2 separate regions of the Mus musculus genome follow, and region 2 is linked to region 1. Evidence: chromatin loops called from intact Hi-C (ENCODE). Cell type or tissue: left cerebral cortex. All regions are shown on one strand. Each heading gives the region's core, and the rest is flanking DNA. Links, peaks and the distances in the headings are about the cores only.

Evidence for each region. Hi-C counts contacts between places; a loop is a spot of excess contacts. Peaks named below come from ENCODE experiments on the same cell type or tissue, not always from the same donor. Only the 100,000 strongest peaks of a DNase experiment are listed, where the experiment ranks them.
Region 2: a loop joins it to region 1, with 7 times the contacts of the local background. A loop is called at or near these places in 21 of 42 quality-filtered maps.

Annotation. Positions count from the first base shown.
Region 1 is chr2:180,573,213-180,583,712 of GRCm38, reverse strand. Gm30144 (a long non-coding RNA gene) reads left to right here and starts at 1,845. Exons shown (of 5, transcript XR_001783605.2): 1 at 1,845-2,877; 2 at 4,350-4,437; 3 at 4,857-5,632. It overlaps Mrgbp (MRG/MORF4L binding protein), which reads right to left and starts at 2,491. Exons shown (of 6, transcript NM_028479.2): 1 at 2,176-2,491; 2 at 758-1,102; 3 at 191-312. The coding sequence starts at 905. In left cerebral cortex, for the core only: a CTCF peak has its summit at 4,796 (motif pointing right); a DNase peak (open chromatin) is centred at 4,819.
Region 2 is chr2:180,347,935-180,358,434 of GRCm38, reverse strand. No RefSeq gene overlaps it. Among named protein-coding and RNA genes, the nearest start is that of Gm52543, 6.7 kb to the right of the region's middle. In left cerebral cortex, for the core only: a CTCF peak has its summit at 4,949 (motif pointing left); a DNase peak (open chromatin) is centred at 4,887.

The sequences.
Region 1 (10,500 bases), core at 3,692-6,191:
TCGCTAGTCTGTGCTTTTCACAACAGGACTTAAGCTTTTCTGAGGAAGGAGCCTCATCCTTTGAGATCACCTCTGCTCTGCATACCAAACCCCAAGTGAGAAGAGGGTTCTGTCCTGTACCACAGCTGACAGGATCTGGGACTTGACTCCACGGTCAGCCCGTAAATGGGCAGGCCAGGATCCAACTCACCAGTGCCTGCATGTCGTACATAGTGCTCAGATGGTCCCAGATCACCTTGGATGGAACCTGGCGCCCAATATTCTGGCTGAACTTGTCTCGGATACAAATCATGTGGAAGTGCCGATTCACCCCTGAGAGGTAGGACAGTGGGTTGAGGGTTAGGACAGCACCTCTGTGCGTAGGACATGGGTGAAGAAGGAGGGGCAGGAGTGGGCAAACCCGCAGGTGCAAGTGTTGCAGGAGTCACATGTCAAAGGGGAAGAGAGGTGCCACAAGGCAGGTGGGTGTTCCAGGGGCTAGGGTGTGTATAGTAGGCGGGTCCAAGGACAGGGGGCTGCAGAGGTGGGGGGGTGGGGGGGAATGGAGGCGTTCCCTGGGGTAGGAGTGTCTCAAGGGCAGGGAAGTCAGGAGTGTCCCCAGGGAGAGGGCTTCTCGGGCAGGAAAGTCATAGGCTCTTAGACTAGTAGGGCACCCCAGAGTGGGAGGCCACGTCCCGTGGGAGGTCGCAGGCTCCGCCAGCCCGCCCGACGGTTTATCCCGCCCCACCCCCACGCCGGTGCGCGGCGCGGCGCTCACCGACAGGCTTGTGGCCCAGCATGGCGTGGAAGAGGCACACTTCCACCTCAGGGCTCCACACCACCGTCTCCTCAGCAGGGCTCGGGGCTGCCTCGCCTGGGCCCTTGTCGCCTGGGGCGCCCGTGCCGCCCACCTCGGCCTCCCCCATGGCCGCCGGCGATTGACGAGCGCCCGGCGCGAGAAGGGGGAAAATACTACAGGCTCCGCGCAGGCGCACTTGGTGTGGAGGGCGCGCACTCGCCGGGCTGGAGAACGCCGCGTGCCCGCGTCCGCGCAGGCGCAGCGAAGACTGGCTTCCGGTGCAGCAGCGACTCCTGGTGGTTGAACCTTTTACTGCCTACGGCTCTGTCCGGAGAAGGCGAGGGAACAAACCTTATGCTTTAAAAATGCACCAGATGGGCGTGGTGACACACTCCTGTAATTCTAGCTCTCGGGAGAGAGAGGCAGGAGTTCTGAGTCAGCCAAGTCTGCATAGCATGACACACACGGCCCAAAAATCTGGGCTTCACCTGGTTAGGTAATTTGGAAAAGAACTCAGCTAGAAGTGAAGGTGTGTCTCTCCTTGCCAGAGATAAATTGTACAATATGTAAATTACATCTCACTAAAACTGTTTAAGAAAAATAGTTTAAACAACAACAGCAGCAACAACAATAACAACAACAACATCCCATGGGCTAGTGAGATGGCCCATCTAATAGAGATCCTTGTGCACAGCCCATAACTGGAACTCCACCCCTGGATCCTAGAGCTGGCAGGAGAGGAGCAATTCTTAGGAGTTGTACTCTAGAGCTGGAGACATGGCTCAGCGGTTAAGAGCACTGACTGCTCTACCAGAAGTCCTGAGTTCAATTCCCAGCAACCACATGGTGGCTCACAATCATCTGTAATGGGTTCTGATGCCCTCTTCTGGTGTGTCTGAAGATAGCTACAGCATAGTCATATAAATAAAATAAGTAAAAAAAAAAAAAAAAGTTGTATTCTAACCTCTATATGTATTCCATGGTATATGCACACTTGCACACACACACCATAAATAATTTAAAAATTTAAAGCCCAACAATCACATTTTGTAGGAGTGAAGCTCTGTATATCTTTCAGTAGCCCTGACCTGAGTGCACGACAGTCCCAGAATTAAGTGCTTCCTTGGCATCAGAAGACAGAAATCCAGGTCCTGTCGGCCTTGCTACCTACCTGTACCTCCATTCTGTCCCTACAGTGGATCCACTCCAGAAGTGGTTGGATGATTAACTCAGACTGTCAGAATTTCAGGCAGGTGTTAGTAGCTCTACATGGGATTGGATAGGGCCAAGGGCTGGGCACAGCAGCCTTAAGAACATGGTTGCTTCTGGGCCTGAGTCACCCCAGTCAGCTGTGCCATGGGTCCTACCCTGCCACCCATCCAGGTTTCATTACTTACCCATTCCTCAGCCATTGCCAGGCATCAGAATCCCTTTTCTGACTGATGCCTCTCAGACTAAGATGTTGAGAACCTTTGTTCTCCTTTGTGCTATGGGGCCACTGTAGCTCTGAACTCTTGGGTCTTGATAAGGATCACTTGCTGGCTGCCACAAGCCTTGAATCCAGTCCTGACACTCCACTTGCCCCTCATTCAGGCCTGTAACCAGACAATGCTCACAGCAGGGAACCATGGAGGGTGCTGGCTCTGACCTGTCTCATTGTCTGGGACAGCTCAGAGCTCAGAGCCAGACAGCAGTCTGTGGCCAGGCTTCAGCTTTCCCACTGTGAAAGCGTAGCTGGTGGAAAAGTTCCCACAATGCCACAGGGGAGGTGTGGCCCAATAAAGCTTCATAAGGGGGTGTGGGGTCACTGCTATCATGTGGATATGATGCAGCTGGGAGTTATGATCTCACAGGGGCGGTGCCCTTGCCTCTGCTTGGTTGGCATGCAGAACTTGGCTTAGTTACTGTACGGCTGGGTGAAGCATAATCTACCATCTGGGACATGTCATAAAGCAAGTTCCCAACCTAAGAGCTGCCACATATTAAGTGCCCAGGAGCTGATTGATAATATCCTGGTTATTCTCTGAATATCTAAGGCATGGTAGACTCTGCTGCTGACTGCTTCTGGTTCCGGTCCACCTTAGTCTCACCCCTACCAGGTAGGATACTCCTTCAATTTGGAGTGCGTCCTTCTTCAGGGAGCTTCCCTATGTAACCCTCAACCTCATCTATCCTAGCTGGTCCTCTCTGGTTTGTGCGATCTCTGTACTCAGACCACATCCTACCAGCCATGACATTTGCAAACATCCGTCTGTTACTTCAGAACGCGTGACTGGCAATATAGACTTGATGCCTATAGACAGGTTGGATGGTTTAGGAGAGAAGGATGACTTCATTCTTTCTCTCCACGAAGCCACAGCAGGTCTCTGCAGAACTCTCTGTTAGGTAGTAGGAAGTAGCTGAGCATCAAGGTCAGCAGCTAAGACCCCGCCTACTATCCCACGCTAACTTCTTATTTTCATGAACATGTAGGCTCTCTAGTCCAAAAGCATGAATTAAGAGGAAGCTGTGCTTGTTCGTTTTGTAGCGCTCCTGTGATTATCACTCTCTAACAAGGAGCTGTAGAGAAACCATTAGCCCATGATCATGTGTGTGATCCCGTAGCTTCAAAGTGAATTCACACCTGTTGGGAGCTGAGAGGTTCCTTCAAACCTGATAGAAGGATTTCTTTGGTCTGGAGCAGGTGTCTGTGTGGCACACCACCAACTTTCTGTAGAAATGGCTGGTGAAGTTTGCCCAGATTTGTCTTCTCCGTGAGGTCTTCAGGTGGTTCCAGGTGGCCAGGATATAATCAGCTTTGTAGCAAGACTCCTTACTTCCCAGATACAAAGTAGACAATGATATATATCTACTAGCCAACTGGTCAAGTCCTTTCTCATTTGTTGCGACTCCTGCTGCTTAAGTCTTTTATACAAGATAGATACAAGTGCTGGGATTCTTGATCCTAGTGTGAAGGGTTCAGACTGGGCTCAGGTGAGAAATAAAGGCCATAGAAATGCTCTCCTTCATTTAATGAATATACAAGCCTAATAGTTTATACACCAGTCTAGTTTACTTTGACCAGTGTGAACTATTCCCCAGACCATGTCTAGGTCTCAACCAACTGTTATTTCTTATTCAAGGTCTTATGTATCCCAGGTTGGCCTCAAACTCATTCTGTGGCCAAAGATTACCTTGAACTTCAGTCCCCATTCCTCTACCTCCTAAGTGCTAGGGTAGCAGATATCTGCTGGTATATATCCTGGGGATTGAACCCAGGGCTTCATACATGCCAGGGAAGAACCCTACCAACTGAGGTGCATCTCCAGCCTCCTAAATGGCATTGCTTGTCTGAGGATCTGATGTTGTCTCTGGAAGGAGGTGGTCACTGTTAACTAGAAGGAGCCTATCTCCATTCCCAAAGGAACATTTCTCTCTTGGTCACAAGAACTGGATTCAATGGGAGGAGCATTTGTAAAGGCTCTGGTCAGATGCCATCCATCTGCCTTTGGTCACATTGTCTCTTTGCAGACTGCATCACTGAAGTGGTAAAATTTCCCACAGCATGACTGGCCCCATTTTGTTCCCTTAGCACATACAGGAGACCCAGGACTCTAGAGGACAAGCTCTACTTTGGAGTCAGCCTGCTGTGGATCCTGTTCTGCTGTGTTCACCTGATGGTAATGGGTCATCCTCTGGACACCATCTGAACACTAAGAACAGCTACGCTGTCCTCTCCTATGGGCTGTGGAGCATTGGAAGTAGGGAGCCTAGAACTAAGCAGCCATCAGATAGGACCCTTGAGTTTCCAGCTCAGGCCCAGTCTTTTCCTACTGGGATTGCAGCTAAGTAGGACACCTGTGTCCTGAATAACATAGCTTAGCTCCACCCCCTCTATCTTCTTGTTTATGGTAAGTTGGTGTGATTAAAGGACCTAGGTAATTATTTCCATCCTCCTTAAAGCTGCTTGTTGTCTTCCAAAGTTAAGGGCTTCACTGGACCTACAAAGGCCTTCAGGGGAGGACCTGCGGCAGCCAGGCTGCCAAGTCTTGCCTGTAGGGGGCAGTGCTCACCAACTCTTTGCAAACCTCTATTCCAGCTCTGAAAGCCACCAACAAGACCCAAGGAAAGGTGCACTCCTGAGCCACTTTAGCGTTTTAATAGGATCCAGCTCTTCAGAGGGGGCCTATGAAGGATTGCCTTGATACCCAGAAGGCAAGTGTTTCTTTCCCGGCTTTGGCTCAGTGTGCTTACTTTAGAGGATCAGCTTCCAGGAGCACCCTGAGACATCCTACCCCACAGCAGTATTGTTCTGAAGGTCATGTGGGGTGGAGCTGGGGCTCAGCTGAAGTTAACCATCTTTGTTTTTTAGTTTTGGGAAATATAAGAGCTCCCTGTCTATCTGCTGTCTTCATGTGTGACAACAACTGCTCTGTCATAGCCATTTGTTATTACCAACCACACCTGACTGGCAGAACCTTTGTCCAGCTGGGGAGGGGTGATTTAGAAAGCCAAGCAGCTTTTCCCAGGTCCTGACCCACCCAGCTGAGGGATGAGGAAGAGTGTCTCTGCTCACAAGCCAGTGGTGGCATCTGTCAATTATGTCACGCAACAAAGAAACCTTAAAAGCAATGTCCCTATTGGCCTCTGGAAGATGGGGAAAGAGGTACCTGAGAATGTTGGGTATCTGCTATCCCGAGTGAGGGAGGCAGGTTTCACAATATGATCAGCTGCTCTCTGCTGTGGAAGTGGTGAGCCCAGAATTGTCCTCCACATTTTCTGCCTGTATGACTCCCCCTTTTTCTGTCCCCAGGAAGCCCTGTTAGTTTCCTATGAATGGAGAGGTATAGAACAGCAAAGGCAATGGGGAGTGAGGTAAGTAGTCTTCCCTGGAAGGAGCCTGCATAGAAAGATTTGTCTGGCTGGTTTGGAGCTAGTAGCTTGGGATTTGACCCTGGACAGTATGCAGGTAGCTAGCTGTTCATGAACTCAGACCCTTCCTTTTGTCGTCTAGGGGTTTCTGTTTCTTGATCTTAGAGTGTTTATTGATGTTGGCTTTGAACATTACTCATGACTCAGCCAAATGTCAGCAACATCTCTGCCCACAGGGCTGCCTTCTCCTCTGTAACATTAAGGCTTTCCTGTTGTGCGATGGAGAGAGCCATTATTCTCAGCTCAGATCCCTGGGGCCCTGGGCAATCATGACTTCAGAGCTCTCGAGGACAGTAATGTGACTATTGCTCCCTCCATAGGGGCTATGCCTGTGTTACTAAAAATTTCAGTCTCAAGGAGTTCCAATGCGACCAAGAAAAGCTGAAGGTACCTTTAAAAGGATTAACATGGTGCCCATTAATCCAGCTTTCAGAGATCAGCTCTGCTCTCTCTGTGGACCAATGGAGGTAACAATGAGTGTTCTCTTTGTAGAAGCAATTCTTTTTACAGACATAAGGAGTCATTCTGAGATAGTTCAGTCAGAACAGTGGTTGCCTGGCAAGCATGAAGACCTGAGTTTAGTTCCTAGAATCTACATTTTAAAATGTGGGGCTGGAGAGATGACTCAGCAGTTAAGAGCACTGACTGCTCTTCTAGAGGACCTGGGTTCAATTGCCAGCACCCACATGGCAGCTCACATCCATCTGTAACTGCAGTTCCCGAGGATCTGGCACCCTCACACAGATACACATGCAGGCAAAACACCAATGCACGTAAAAGTAAATAAACCTTTAAAATAAATTGTGGTGTGCATCTGCAGTCTCAGTGCTGAAGAGGTTGAAACTGGCAAATTCCTGGTGGAGCCTTGGCTAAGTGGTAGAGGGTGGAGCTCCAGGCCAGCGAGAGACCGTTTCAAGAACAAGTTGAATGGAATTAAACCTCATGCTGTCCTATGGCCTTGACACATTCTCTGTCTCTCTGTCTCTCTCTCTCTCTCTCTTTCTCTCTCTCTCTCTCTCTCTCTCTTACACACACACACACACACACACACACACACACACACACACACACACACGACATAGTCCCTGCTAATCCAGCTTCCAGAGACTAGCTCTATTTTTTGCCCCAGAACCAACACAGAGAACAGTTTTCTCTTTGCAGAGGGAACTTTCTTTTTACAAAAAGAAACAGTGTAAAACAAAGTTTCTTCTGCTCCAGTAGAGCCCTTAAAGCAGTCCTAGGACACTGCAGCTTTGTAACCGCTATGCAAATCTGAAAACTGAGGGTCAAAGGCTACCTTGATAGATACAAAGTGCACTGAAGCGAGGACAAACCTGAAGAGAGGAAATGTCAGCCAGCCTCCCCACGTGGCACTGTGGCCAAAGGCTGACATTTCAGATAGGAGAAAAGCATTATGAGTGTTCTGGTGAGAGCAAAGTGGCCACCGGTCCCTAAAGAACTTGAAGTCAGCATGACAGCTGCTGCTGAACCAGTGGCCTTAGGTGTGTGAAGACAGAAGTTGACAGAGCTCACCCAGTTCTTTGAACGCTAGGACATGGAACTCTTAGAGGGGTCAGAAGGGCTCTGTGCATACGGCTCTAGGTCTGGTCACCTGAAAGAGGCCATATGAAACACAGGGAAAATACAAGAGCCAAAAGTAGAAAAAAAATCTGACTCCTGGAGTTCATGTATCAGATGAATTTCTGGACTTGGATGTCTCACGGAGAGAAGGGCAATGTAGTCTCTCAGAAAATGCTACTTGAGGAGTGGATATAGAGGAGCATGCCTATTATCCCAGGAGTTGGGAGGCAGAGGCAGGAGAGTGTCTGTGAGTTCTAGGTACCTGGTGAGAGTCTTTGTGCATAGTGTGTGTGTGTGTGTGTGTGTGTGTGTGTGTGTGTGTGTGTGTGTGTGATATGCCAGTCATGCCCTGTAACAGTAAGGGACTGAGAGAGAGATGCTGGAAGAACTTGGAGGCCGGGTCTGCTTTGGTAAATTAACTCCGCACCTCAACAACAGTTGCAAGCACACCACTTGTTAAGAATGCCTCCCAAGTAAAGCATTTTCCCAAAATAAAAATATATGCTCATTTCATTTCTCCCTAGCAACCACAATGTTTTCAATCAGCCAATCAAATAAGAATATGATGCTGAGTTCTCAATATTCAGAGTGAGGCATAGGATGCCTTGTATTATGGATCAAACAAACAAACAAACAGAAACCTTGGAACCCACAGGGTGTGCTTGCGTGTTGGTTTAGCATGGTATGCATCCTCCTGCAGAAGCAAAACACTTTGCTCTGCTGAAATACTTAGGATTGTATGGTTGTTTTCTTGAGACTTCAGACCTATTCCTAAATTGTTTGACACTCAATGTGTCAAACATGTGGCTGAGGGTTTTCATCCTGAGAGGTGCATCCCACTGCCTCATTGCAACAGTGTTGGGTGTGGAAACACTCTCCCACTTCAGAACTAATGGAATCCCAAAATCAAAAGTAAGTTGGTAACATGGGGATACGGGCCCCATGTCAGCTCTGCAGCAAACGGGTAACTTCATGCATAAATCAAGGTAGGAAAACATTACAAATTTCAGGGTAGCCTTGGTGGGTAAAACTTCCAGGCAGATCTTTCGAGTATGATTGAAATGCATTTTCTAACAGAAAGCAAGTGTGGGCTCTCCTTCCTCCATTCTGGTCTCCTCTGAGGAACCTGGCTGGAGACAGTTGGCAATTCTGGCAGAGTATAAGAAACCTCCATATTCAATCCAAGGATCTGGAGGATTCTTTCATACAGAATAAGGTGGTCCTATTGTCTAGGACCTTGACCCATAAGTAGTGAAGGGTCTCCTTGATGCTTTATTGCCAGGGCTAGCCCCAGCGGTTGTTCCTTCTTCTTGGTTCCTCTTGAGACAGTGGAGAGGGAAGAGTGTCTGTGGGGGATAAGGCTTGGTCTTAGGAGATATTATTAAACAGGGTTGCTGTTTAATAATAGACCGTTTACCCATCTTAAGTCTAAGTCACTTTGCTACTGTAGCTGAAGTGCCTGTGTTCCTCCAAAACCAGCAGTCTCTGGCATTTAGCACCTCATCTTAAAACAGCAGGGGATTAAGTAAAGTAGCCTTTGTTCTATTGGGAACCGTGGGGCTCTAACTCCCAGCCCTGTTACATGAAGTCCTAGGAAGAAAAATGACTTCAACTTTTATTTCTATGTTCTCTCTAAAAAGTTTCCTATGAAAGTTCTCTAAGAAAAGTGGATCAGGTAATTAAGTAAAGGATTAATTGCTAGAGCCTGTTCCTTCTTGACCGGATGCCTCTCGCTTGTCAGGCTGGGGTGGGGGGTTGGAGCAAGAAACTTTTACTGAACCAGGAGAAGAGAGTCACCTGCACAGAAAGAAAACTTTTATACTAGCAAATATGGATTAAACTCACATAAATTCATACACAGTTTCATGCACACACATTCAAAAATCTCCATTTGAACCAGTTGGGCTCGGCTTTCATACTATCTCATAATTACATACGTGTATACACACACACACACACACACACACACACACACACACACACACACATCCATACTTACATAAGCATATGGAGCAAAAGACCAAGCACCAGTGCAGAAGAACTCATTCTTTCTGGATGAAAAATGAGCTTCAACCTTTATTGCATAGAGAAAGAAAGGGCTTCTACCCTTTTATTGCTAAATGAATTAAACCCAAGTCTGTAAGAAGAAAGCTTTGTTTTCTTTGGAAGACTAAGCCTGCCTTGCTATTAAGAAAAGACTTTTTCTGTCCCATGGTAAGTAGAAGCCTGCCTGTTCTCCTGCTCTCTCTGCAGCTTCTTTTTTCCCTTTCCCCTCTGCATTCTGCGCATTGCTCTCTTAATATTTTAAGTTGCCTTATAATTTCCAAGTTATTCTACTCTGTGTTCTCTTTCTAATCTTGCTCTCTCCTCCTGCTCTGATGTCCTTAATGTCATCTTTCCTAGTCTTTTTTAACCTTTCCTGGAATAGATCACATGTTTTTGTTTTTGTTTTACAAAAATCCCCCCTTTTTTTCTTTTACAAAACTTCACTAGAAGTTCAAACATAAATTCAAATCATAAATTGAGCAAGAATGTTTACAGATATATCCATTAAGAATGATTATCTGGCTAAACATTCATCATCTGTCACCAGCTCTTCAGGTTCATGGAGAGTTAAAGACCATAACTTTTGTGGCTAAATTAAAAGTGAAGTTTTGTATAGATGATCCCAGTCAATATTTTATCTTTTGTCCTAGCATCTATAGTAAATCCTTAGTTCCCTTTTTATGACCTCTGGTTAATGGTTTTACAACTTCCTGGAATGTGCTCTTAGTTGCAGATATCTCCTTTCTATCTCAGAAGCAATTAACTGGTGACACTTGAAGACTGGCAGAGTTCTCATTGCAGTTTTCATACCAGAAAGGACATTAATAGCAGTCCTACTATAAAAGAGCTTAATAATTACTAATATAATTCTAGGAATTCTTATAGGATCATTATTAAGAATTAAGAAATCATCTATTTGTCTATATAGCATCACTACAAAACAGTACATCTTTGTTGTCCTGCAGAAATTTGCTCAAAAGGGTGGACTAATATCTAGTGATTGTTATATATATTTAATAATAACAGAAAAAGCATATTAATAGCAAGAATCTTTCCTAAAATGAAATCTCCTGGGCCTTGCCTGCAGGAGCAAACCTATTGTGGAACCATCTCAGGAGGATCACCTGCTAGTTTTTAGCTTCTCCTTGATGTATCCTGGCACTTTACAGCATAGGAAATTGGAT
Region 2 (10,500 bases), core at 3,917-6,416, 230 kb after region 1:
AGGTATGAATTATAACTAAGCATGCTCACTGCCTGCCAGAGGTGGGACTCATGGCCATGACCCTCAGGAACAAAGGTAGACATATACCTGTGCACACCTGTGTCCCAAAGGACCCATTTAGAGCATCATGGTATACACAGAAGCAAGTGTCCATGTCTATGCAGTCTTCCCCCATAAGCACATGTCTATGCAGTCTGCCCCTTCCTGGTTGCTGCAACCCCACTGAAACTTGTTACTGGGCCAACGGCCTAAGACCACCAGGAGGATCGATGGACATTCTTTCCTAAGAAAGCATTGTCCAGTCTCCAATACAGAGAGACTGAGGTATAACCTTGAGGGAGCAGCCAAAAGAATCCAAGAACCCAGGTTGAAAACCAAGGCTGGAAGACACACACAGATAGGATCTGGGCCAGTTTTCCCTATAAGCCAAGAACAGGGAAGTATCCAATCAAGGAAAACTCAGAGAGCCAACCTTCCCATGAGCAGAGCCTTTGAAGGAGGCCACACAGGTAGGAGAGGGAGAACGAAGGTCTGAAAGAAGAGGGATAAACTGGGGCTCTCCCTTCTTGGTACAGGTCTGGCCTGCTTTGGAGAAATGTTTTAACAGAAGCCTGGTGTATCTGGCTCGCACAGAAGTTCCTTAGACAGTTGTGGCCAGAGGGCTCTGAGCTTGGCGGTGCAGAGCCAAACATATCAGCAGTATCTGGAGAGGGCATGAGAGCATCCGGTTGTATGTATTGGTTAAGAGTTCCTTTGGCTCAATGCTGAGAGTGTCTCTGGGTCCCAGAGGGCAGCCAGGTCCTCTTCAGGATGAGGACACGGTTTCTTTCTGCCATCTGTCTACAGGACACATGGCAGAGGCTCTTTTCCTTGGGCTTTTGAGCTAACGGAGACTTTTGACAGCAGTGGCTTTGGCATCCTTCCTTTTGAGGACACTGAACTCATGTCTCTGCTTCATGCATCTGAGCAGAGGCTTTGGGCCTCAACCCAGCCATGAGTGTGAGCAGCAGTCTGAGTGTGAGCCTGATGAGTACCCTGGTGTTTCTGAGCATCTGGGCCCTGGCCCCTTTCTTGTCATGTATGGATCCCTGCTTTGAATTGTGGCTTATTTGGGCTGTGTTCTCTGAAGAAAAAAAAAAAAAAATGCCTGACCTAGGGCCAATCAGCATAAAATGGGACAAACTGAAGAAGACTGTCAGTCAGCAGGCAGGGGTGTGGGGCCTTTCTGCCCAGTGATCCCACTAGGCCAAGTCAGGGTGGAAGACTGGGTAGGAATCGGTGCCCCACTCATGTGGAACTGCTGGGCCCTCTGACTCACGTCTGCCCTAAGAGAAGTTCTGACCACTCTGGGATACGTGGGGACACCCAGCCAGTGTGCACCTCCTACAGAAGCCTGCACTGCCCAGCCTCCCCTAGCAGAAGAGAAGCCTGCTATGGAGGTGACCCTCACCCACAACTCCTTCACCCTGGCGTTTGCTGATGACAGGAGTCTCGGCAGCCGTCTGCATGGAGCCACTGACCAGGACGCGGCTAGGCTTGGCCTGGGAATTGCTTCGTCAGGAGGTTCTTGTACAACCTACGAGCCTGTTGGAGCTTCGGCCAGCACAGTGAACATCTTGGGGTGAGGAAGGGGATGGCAGCTGGCCTGATGCATCGGGCCTCGCACAGCCTGTGGAGAGGAATGGAGGTGCTTAAGCCAAACTCTCACTGTGTGACAGAGACCCTCAGGGTCACCTACCCAAGATCCAGCCCTTACCAAGACCCAGGGTAGGGCTCACAGCCTTCCTCATAATGCTCATTCCAGCCCCCTGTGGGCACTCTGAGCAGGATTGTGATGTCTACCCCCAAGCAAGCTGCCCCTTTGACCTCAGTGTCCTCCCTAAGCCACCCCGGATCAACATCATCTGTATCTGTTATTGTTAGCTCTAAGGATGGCCTCAGCTTTTCCCAACTTTGCCCTCTCTGGGGCCATTGGATCAGTGTGCCTTGCTGGACGAGGTCACCAGGGAAGTAACTGTCTCCTCAGTTTTTATTGACAGAGAGCTCTAGGGTCAGAGGACCCAGCAGGTTTACAGAGTCTTAGGGATATAGAGTAAAGTCCCTGAGCCCTGACAGTCGCCAAGGAAAAAGGAAGGGCAACTACCGTTCAGTGAGCAAGACGCGGCCCCAGCCTCTGAGCCTCTGCCAGCACTGACTGGAACATACACGAGGGTATCTCCTATGGTCAAAATACACTCAGAGAAGTGCAGGGTGGGACTGTGTTACAAGGTAAGGAGCGGGGTTCAGCAAGAACCAAGAAGTAAAGGGTAACACAGCCATACAGCCCTTCTAGAATCAACCCTGGGCTCAGGTTTTCACTGTTCAGACACCAAAAGGCCACAGGCAGCAGGGACAGAACAAGGCCACAGCCCATTCCTTGTGATGTTGGAGATGGGGTTGCAGAGATGATGGTGACAATGGTTATGATGGTGATGACAATAGTCACAGTGGTGGTGACAATGCTGGTAATGATGGTAGAACTGGTGGTTATGGCAAAGGTGATGGTGGTGATAGTGGAGGTGGTGGTGGTGATGATGGTGATGGTGGTGGTGACGGTGACATGATAATTGGGGTCAGAGCCAATCTGTTGGAAAGTAACCTCAAGAGAATAAGTACCTCCCCTTTTTCCTGGCCTGTTTCCGGCCTGCTATGTAAGGGCCAGTGTCAAATCCCTTAAGGGTCTTCTCAGTCCCAGTACTGTCAGGGTGTCCTGGGGAGTCTCACTCCTGAGCGTAAGATGACAGCACAACCCTCCAGGCTAGCAATGGGCAGTGACCACACGGGTGGTGAGCACACAGGCAGCCCTCAGGACACTGCAAAGGCATGAGGGAGTCTAAGGGTGACAAAGGCAGAGGAGACGCAGATATCCCATCGTGTCCTCACTTTCCATGATGTAGCCGCATGTTCTGCGTGGGGCCAGGAGATGCTAACCCAGCTGGAGGACAAGGAGCCTTCTTGCCCAGTGTTCCAAAGGTTGGTGTTTTCTCCACCAACCCACTCTGTGCCACTCTGGACCTAGGAGCCTATTCAAGCCCACATGACCAGTGCCCTCCAGAGCTCCCCAACAGGGAAGCAACAGGCACGTCATACTCACTCCCCCTCCCCACAAGGCCGCTCCCACCCCTGAGAACGCTTGGCCCATCCAGCTGCCTTATCTTGTCTCACAGTCAGACCACCCACCAAAAGCCCAGGCCAGGAGCCAGAAGACAAGATACAGCCCACCGTCCCCACCAAGCCCACATTCCCATTATATCCTGACTCTTGCTGTCTGTGTCCTCTGCCTGACAACTCACACCTCTGGTATCAGGGGGGCAGCATCCAGAGGACCCGAAGGGTCTGCTGATAAGATCGCAGCCTCCATCCAGAGCCTGAGAGGTCTCTGATACGGTGACAGGCTGAGAGGGATGGGATGCCATTACACAGGACACCTGGGGCTTGAGCGGTCCAGAGAATAGAAGCCATGTGTGGAAAGACCTGAGGCAGAAGCACACTTAGCCACAGACACACCCTCCCCCGCCTGGCAACAAATCCCCCCTCCCGGTGGTGTCTGGGATTTAGCTCTGCCATTCCTGATAACAAGGAGCCACCTATCAAGTAGGTGACCAGACTGTAGACTGTGGGAAAGTCATCTGAAGAATCTCATCCTCTGCAGACAGGCAGCCTGTGGCGTGGGACGGCTCCGGGTGGTAAGCGCGACAGATTCCCCACATTCAGGGGGCCTGGTAGTTTCCAAATTTTAACTGTAAAATGTTCCCATGGGGAAGTGCCTAAGAGGCGGGGACTCGGTGACAGGGTCTGTCCTAGATCAGGGCATACCTCGGTATGTTTCAGGCAGGTCAACCTAACACTGCCCACACTTGGTCCCAGGGAGCAAGGCTGTTGGTCCATACACATCCTTGCATATCCTCAGAAGTCAGGAGGCGACCACAGAGCCAACAGGTAACTAGACAGCCAGTTCCTGGAGGTTGTGATGGGAAGTTGGGGTACGCAGCTCATAGCCAAGGCTCCTAGCAGGGTTAAGCAAGGAGTGGAAGGAAGTCCGCCACCAGAAGAGAGGGGTGGCCAAAGGATCCCCAGGGAAATGAAGGAGGGACCTGTGGGACCCTGAATGTTGGAGCCTTCAGAGCCTTCCCATCTACTCAAGTATCTTCTTCAAGGAAGGGTTGAGGGGCAGTATACTGGAGGCCCTGTGCCCTCTGCACTTTGCAAGATCTGGGGACCTGAACCAGCAGAACACTTTCTGCTCAAGAGAGCTGACCCTGCTGGGCACCTCCTGCCAGACCACTGTCTCCCGGGATGGCTCTGCACGCTGTGCTTTTCCCTCGTTCTACTTCCAACACTGGAGGCCCCACCCAGGCCAGGTGATCCCCACCCAGAGCCAGGAGAGTTGGCTCTGCCTACCCTATCTACTTAGAGGCCCTGAGGCTGCTTGTGTACCTGGCCTCATTTTGGGGGCTCTCACTAGGGCACATTTGTGACTTAGAGCCACACCTGGAGTGAGAAAGACTCAGGACTCCTCAAGCTGTCGCAGCTGTCAGATACCACGAGCAAAGGCACATGAGCCACCCAGAATCAAAGAGAAGATTCTGGTCCTGGAGCTACATGAAGAGTATCATGTAGCCAAGAAGCCCTAAGTGCTACATCACGGGCCAGTTTTTAGTAGGACTGGGGTTTCTGAATGACAGCTCCAACCATAAGGAGATACCACTTACTCACACCACCACCAGCAGACACATCAACCTAGACACACACACACGCACACGCACACGCACACGCGCGCGCACGCGCACGCACACGCACACACACACACACACACACACGCACGCACACGCACACGCGCGCGCGCACACAGAATAGTAATCACACACTATGCACTGATGCCTCCAGTGGCATGCCTCAGGCTGCCCCCTGTTGGTGAGATGTTGCACTTACACCAGGAACACTCGCCAGCCCCTTCCAGGCTTTTGAGCAACCTGGTAAGGATCCACACTCTCCATTCTGAATTTTGTGACACTGTGGGGCACTGCTGTGAGCCTGCTTGCTCTAAACATCTCTGCCGTCCAGGTTCAGGGGCCTGGAACCCTCCAGACTACACCCCAAGGATGTTCGCATAGCTAAAAATGTTTCCTTCACACAGTGCTCTATAATAAATGAAAAGCTACAAAAAGCTTCCTAAAATTTTCCTTTTGTAAAAACACAGGCACCAAAGGGATTGGGCTGTCTGGCTGTACTTCAGAACGTGATCTGCATGGTAGCGTGATGGAGCACACCTGTAATCACACACAGCTCTGAGGCAGGAGAATGGTGAGCAAAGCTAACCTGGACAACCTAGTGAGACCTTGTCTCAAGAGACTCAGGTCCGGTGGCTCATATTTGTAATCCATCACCGTGGAGGCTGAGGTAGAACTGCAGGTTTGAGGACAGCCAAGGCTACAGAGTGAGACCCTGCAGCAAAAACAAATAAAAGAAAACTAGGCTTCTGCCTGCAACCACCATGTCTGAGAGTCACATCCAGGGACCTGAGCCATCAGAATGTGCAATCAGGGCCACACTGCTGGACCAGCATATTCAGACTGTCTCACACAGTGTTCCCAAGGGCTAGAGTGCACCATACAGGACATGCAGTGAAACTCTGGGGTTGAAACTGTCGCTGAAGGAGTTCCTGGAACAGTCTGCAAACAAGATCAAAAAGGAGGATGTGGTACTGGCAAACAGCTGTCCAGGGAGGGAGAGCCAGAAGGGTGAACCAGACCTTTGGTCTCTTCCCACCTTGTGAGGATGCGGTCACCCCACCCTATCCTCATCAGCCATCCTCTGGATGACTCCTCGTCCCAGAAACTGCCTGAGCCAACATTAACTCAGAATTCATAGTTGGGTTCCTACCACTGTAGACAAAGACGAAGTGTGTCTCAACGCTGATTTGGGGAGCTGGGCATATAACTTAGTGGAAGATTGCTTGCCCAGCATGAGTGAAGCCCTGGGTTCCATCCCAAATATTAAATAAATCAGGTGTGCTAACACATGCCTGTAATAAAAAAGATCTCTGATTCTCCCTCCTAGTGGTCTCCTGGGTGATCCCCCCTGGTGATCCCTCTACATGGAGCTCCGACTTTCAGTCACCCATAGTGACTGTATCTGGCACCAGTCTTGGGGCAGGCAGATGTGCACCCCCTTTTCTTCATTACTCTCATTGCAAAGCTGGCTTTGTAGAAAGAATGGTTCCTCCTTCAGCCTCCCCTAAATGCACTTGGAAGGAATAACAGCAGCGGAAAAGTCTATGCTGAATGCAAGCAGGCCCCTCAGGCCACACCACCAGGACCACAGCAGAATGCTCAGAGTGGCAAGCACTAGACAGCGAAGGAAAGGTCTTGGGTTTCCCCAGGCTCGGGCTTTTTCCCTGGACCCTTCCTTTCTTCCTTCTCTGCAGAGCCCTGGGTGGGTTACACTGAACGTCACATAGATTCTCCTCTCTGTTCAAGGCTGTCTCTCCTGCTCCTCAGCTCTCCTGCTTTAACACAGAGATCCTATCTCCTGCTTCAAGAATTCAACTGCTCGGGGCTGGAGAGATGGCTCAGCAGTTGAGAGCACTGACTGCTCTTCCAGAGGTCCTGAGTTCAATTCTCAGCAACCACATGGTGGCTCACAACCACCTGTAATGGGATCCAATGCCCTCTTCTTGTGTCTGAAGACAGCTACAGTATACTCATATACATAAAATAGATAAATAAATCATAAAAAAATTATAAAAATTCAACTGCTCAAAGATGAGGTATGTATTGGCGCTACTCCACCATCCTGCCTTCTGGGTCTGGGTGAGGTGGAAGGGTGTTTGGCTTCCTAGAGGCAGGGATGAGACTGGGACTCAGCAATGCTGGAAGAAGGAACAGATATGAACATCATCCTCTGTACATATACATGTAACTACGGTTGCACGGATGTGCCCTTGGTACACATGTAATAGCAGCAGAAAGCAGAAACCTGCTTCCACGTCAGCTGCCTGGTGCCAGCGTGAGATGCAGCCATCAGGAGGCAGGATGGTCTACTGCCTCTGTGTGCTGCTATCCCAGCAGTGTACAGTGACATCGAAGCTATAGCCTGAAGTAGGCATTCATGGATGAAATGTCTACGGTCATGAAGTTTCTAAGACAATGTGTACATGACAAGCTGGCTGTCAACCTTCACGGCTAGCCTTGGGGAGAAAGAATTATGAACAACTGGCATTCAGCTTCCCTTTGCTGTCTGTCCAGAGGGGAGCCCTGCATCCCCTAGGGTCCCACTAGAGCCTATAATAGCCAAGACAGCTGCCACATGATAGGCAGGGCTGGTCGCCTGCTCACATCCTCCAAGAACCCTAGTATTATCTCCTAACTTACATTTCAGGAGGGCAATGTCACCATAGTCAGTGCTGTATGTCCCTGGACATTTCTGATTTCCATGCTGGCCAAAGTCAACATGACTCCTCATGTGGTGCTGGGTTTCCAGTCTTACTCTACTGCCCCCTGGTGGTCCTTCTGAACCAAAGGGGCTTCTGTGAGGCATCAGGAAGGCCAGTGCTTCCTCAGGTATTGAATACCACAGAACTTTTGACCTTGGCCCCTCCCCTGATGGACTTAAAGACTAGGCAACATTCCTGATTGACCCCAGGCCCATCTTGATAGTGTCATTAGTCCAGTCTTGGTGGCGGATAGTGAGCTGACCTCCCCATTCCTATAAATCCCAAGGTGTCCAAGACAGGTCTCTAAGTAGAGAGGCATCAAGATATTCAGGACAGAGTCACTGCCTGCTCCTTTCTGGGCAGAAAAATGTGGCAGTGGGTGGTATAGTACTGCCCACCTGGGTGTGACCCTTGAGAGAGCAGCCCCCTTGCACAGCTCAGGACTCTTTCCCTACCCACCTTCCTTCTTGCCCTACCCAAACACAGCAACCAAGATCATTGCAGCCATGACGTACCCTCCTCATTTCATACCAAAAAAATGAAGATTTGTATCTACACATTCTGGCTGCAGTTGCTTGGACTTAACATATATGATAAGTACACATAAGCAACCCAAAAAAAATTCAACCAGGGAATTCCTGCAGCTGACAAACACCTTTACTAAAGTGTTTGTACAAGACTAACTCAAGTAAAGAAAAAAATCAGTAGCCCACAAATGACAAATGGCCTGAGAAAGGAATCAGGAAAACAAGATCCTTCATGATAGCCACAAATAATGTAAAATATTGGGTAACTCTAACCAAGCAAGTGACAGACTTGTATAACAAAAACTTCAAGTCTGTGAGGAAAGAAAATGAAGAAGCTATCAAAAGATGGAAAGATCTCCCATACTCATGGATTGGTAGGATTACCATAGTAAAAATGGCCACCCTACCAAATCTACAAATGCAATACAATCTCCACCAAAATCCCAATGCAATTCTCTATAGACCTTGAAAGGACAATACTTAACTCCATGTGGAAAACCAAAAAACCTAGGATAGCTAAACCTAGGATACTCCTGTACAATAAAAGGACGTCCAGGGGCATCACATCCCTGACTCAAGCTGTACCTCAGAGCTATAGCAATAAAACCACATGGTATCGGCAGAAAAGCATTGGCTGATCAATGAAATCAGTGAACACCTGATTTTTATAAAGAAGCCAGAAATACACAAGCGAAAAAATTTAAAAAGCATCCGCAATAAATGATGCTGGTCTTACTGGATATCTGCATGTAGAAGAATGCAAATAGATCCATATCTATCACTCTGCACAAAACTCAACTCTAAGTGGATCAAAGACCTCAACATAAAATGAGATACACTGAACCTAATAGAAGAGAAAGTGGGAAATAGCCTTGAACGCATTGGCACAGGAGACAACTTCCTGAATAGACATCAATAGCACAGGCACTAAGATCAACAATCAATAAATGGGACCTCATGAAACTGAAAAGCTTCTGTGAAGCAAAGGACACTGTCAATAGGACAAAACCTACCGAATGGGAAAAGATCTTCACCAACTCCACATTTGACAGAGGGCTAATATCCAAAACCCATTAAGAACTCGAGAAAGTGGATATTTTAAAAACCAAATAATCCAATTAGAAGGTGGAGTTCAGATCTAAACAGAATTCTCAATGGATAAATCTCAAATGGCTGAGAAACACTTAAAGAAATGTTCAACATCCTTAGCCAGCAGGGAAATGCAAATCAAAGCTACTTTGAGATTCCATCTTACACCTGTCAGAAAGGCTAAGATCAAAAACACAAGTGACAGCTCACACTGTTGATAATGTGGGAGGAGTAAGGAGAACACTCCTCCGTTGCTGGTGGGAGCGCAAACTTACACAGCCACTTTGGAAACAGATATGGCAGTTTCTCAGAAAATCGGGAATTGATCTACCTCGAGACCCATCGATACCACTCCTAGGCATATACCCAAAGGATGCCACATCCTACCACAAGGACACTTGTTCAACCATGTTCATAGCAGCCTTATAATAGCCAGAAACTGGGAACAATCTGAATAATGGATAAAGAAAATGTGGTTCTGAGAGAATTCCTCAGCTGTTAAAAAAAATGACATCATGACATTTGCAGACAAATGGATAGCACTCAAAAAAAAAAATCCAAAATCCACCCTGAGTGAGGTAACCCAGACCCAAAAGACAAACGGTGTGTACTCACTGGTAAGTGAACATTAGCTGCTAAATCCACAGATCATACTCCAATCCACAGACACAGAGAAACTCATGGATCTTCTTGGGAAGGGGAAAGAGCTTTGTAGGTGGACTGGGGGTGGATGGGGGTGGGAACAATAGGGATCAGGCTGGGGGAGGAGAGTTCTGGGAAAGGCGACTGGAATTGGAGGGGGTATTGGAGAGGCAATGCAGAACCCTAGTGCTGTGGAAATGCCCTGAGGGTGAGGGTAATCCTAGTGAATTCTGCTAGTAACAGGGAATACTGAGTCAGAACTAGCTGTCTTCTTTAACCAGGCAAGGCTTCCAGCCCTGGGACTGAGACATAACCCAGCCATAAATCCTTCCGCGTACAATCTGTCCTGCCTGCGAGACATGCTAGGGTAATGGTGGTGTAGAACTTGTGGGAATGGCCAACCAATGACTGGCCAAGTTGAGGCCAACACCACAAAAGGGAACCCACAACTGACAGTGTCTGGAAGGCCAGGAACCAGAGACTGGACAGCCCAGAGACTCGGGAGAGAACCAAAAACGACTGGCAAAAAAGACAATAAAGTAATTCCTAGTGATACTCTGCTATCCTCATAGATCAGTGCATGGACCAACTGTCAACAGAGGGATGCTTTCCAGCAACTGACGGAAATAAATGCAGAGGCCCACACAGCCAAGCCAACCAAACATCAGGCATGGCCAGGGGAACTCCAAAGAAGATGGGAGGAAAGATTGTAGGAGCCAGAGGAGTTGAGGATGCCACAAGAACACAACCCACAGAACCAACTAAGCA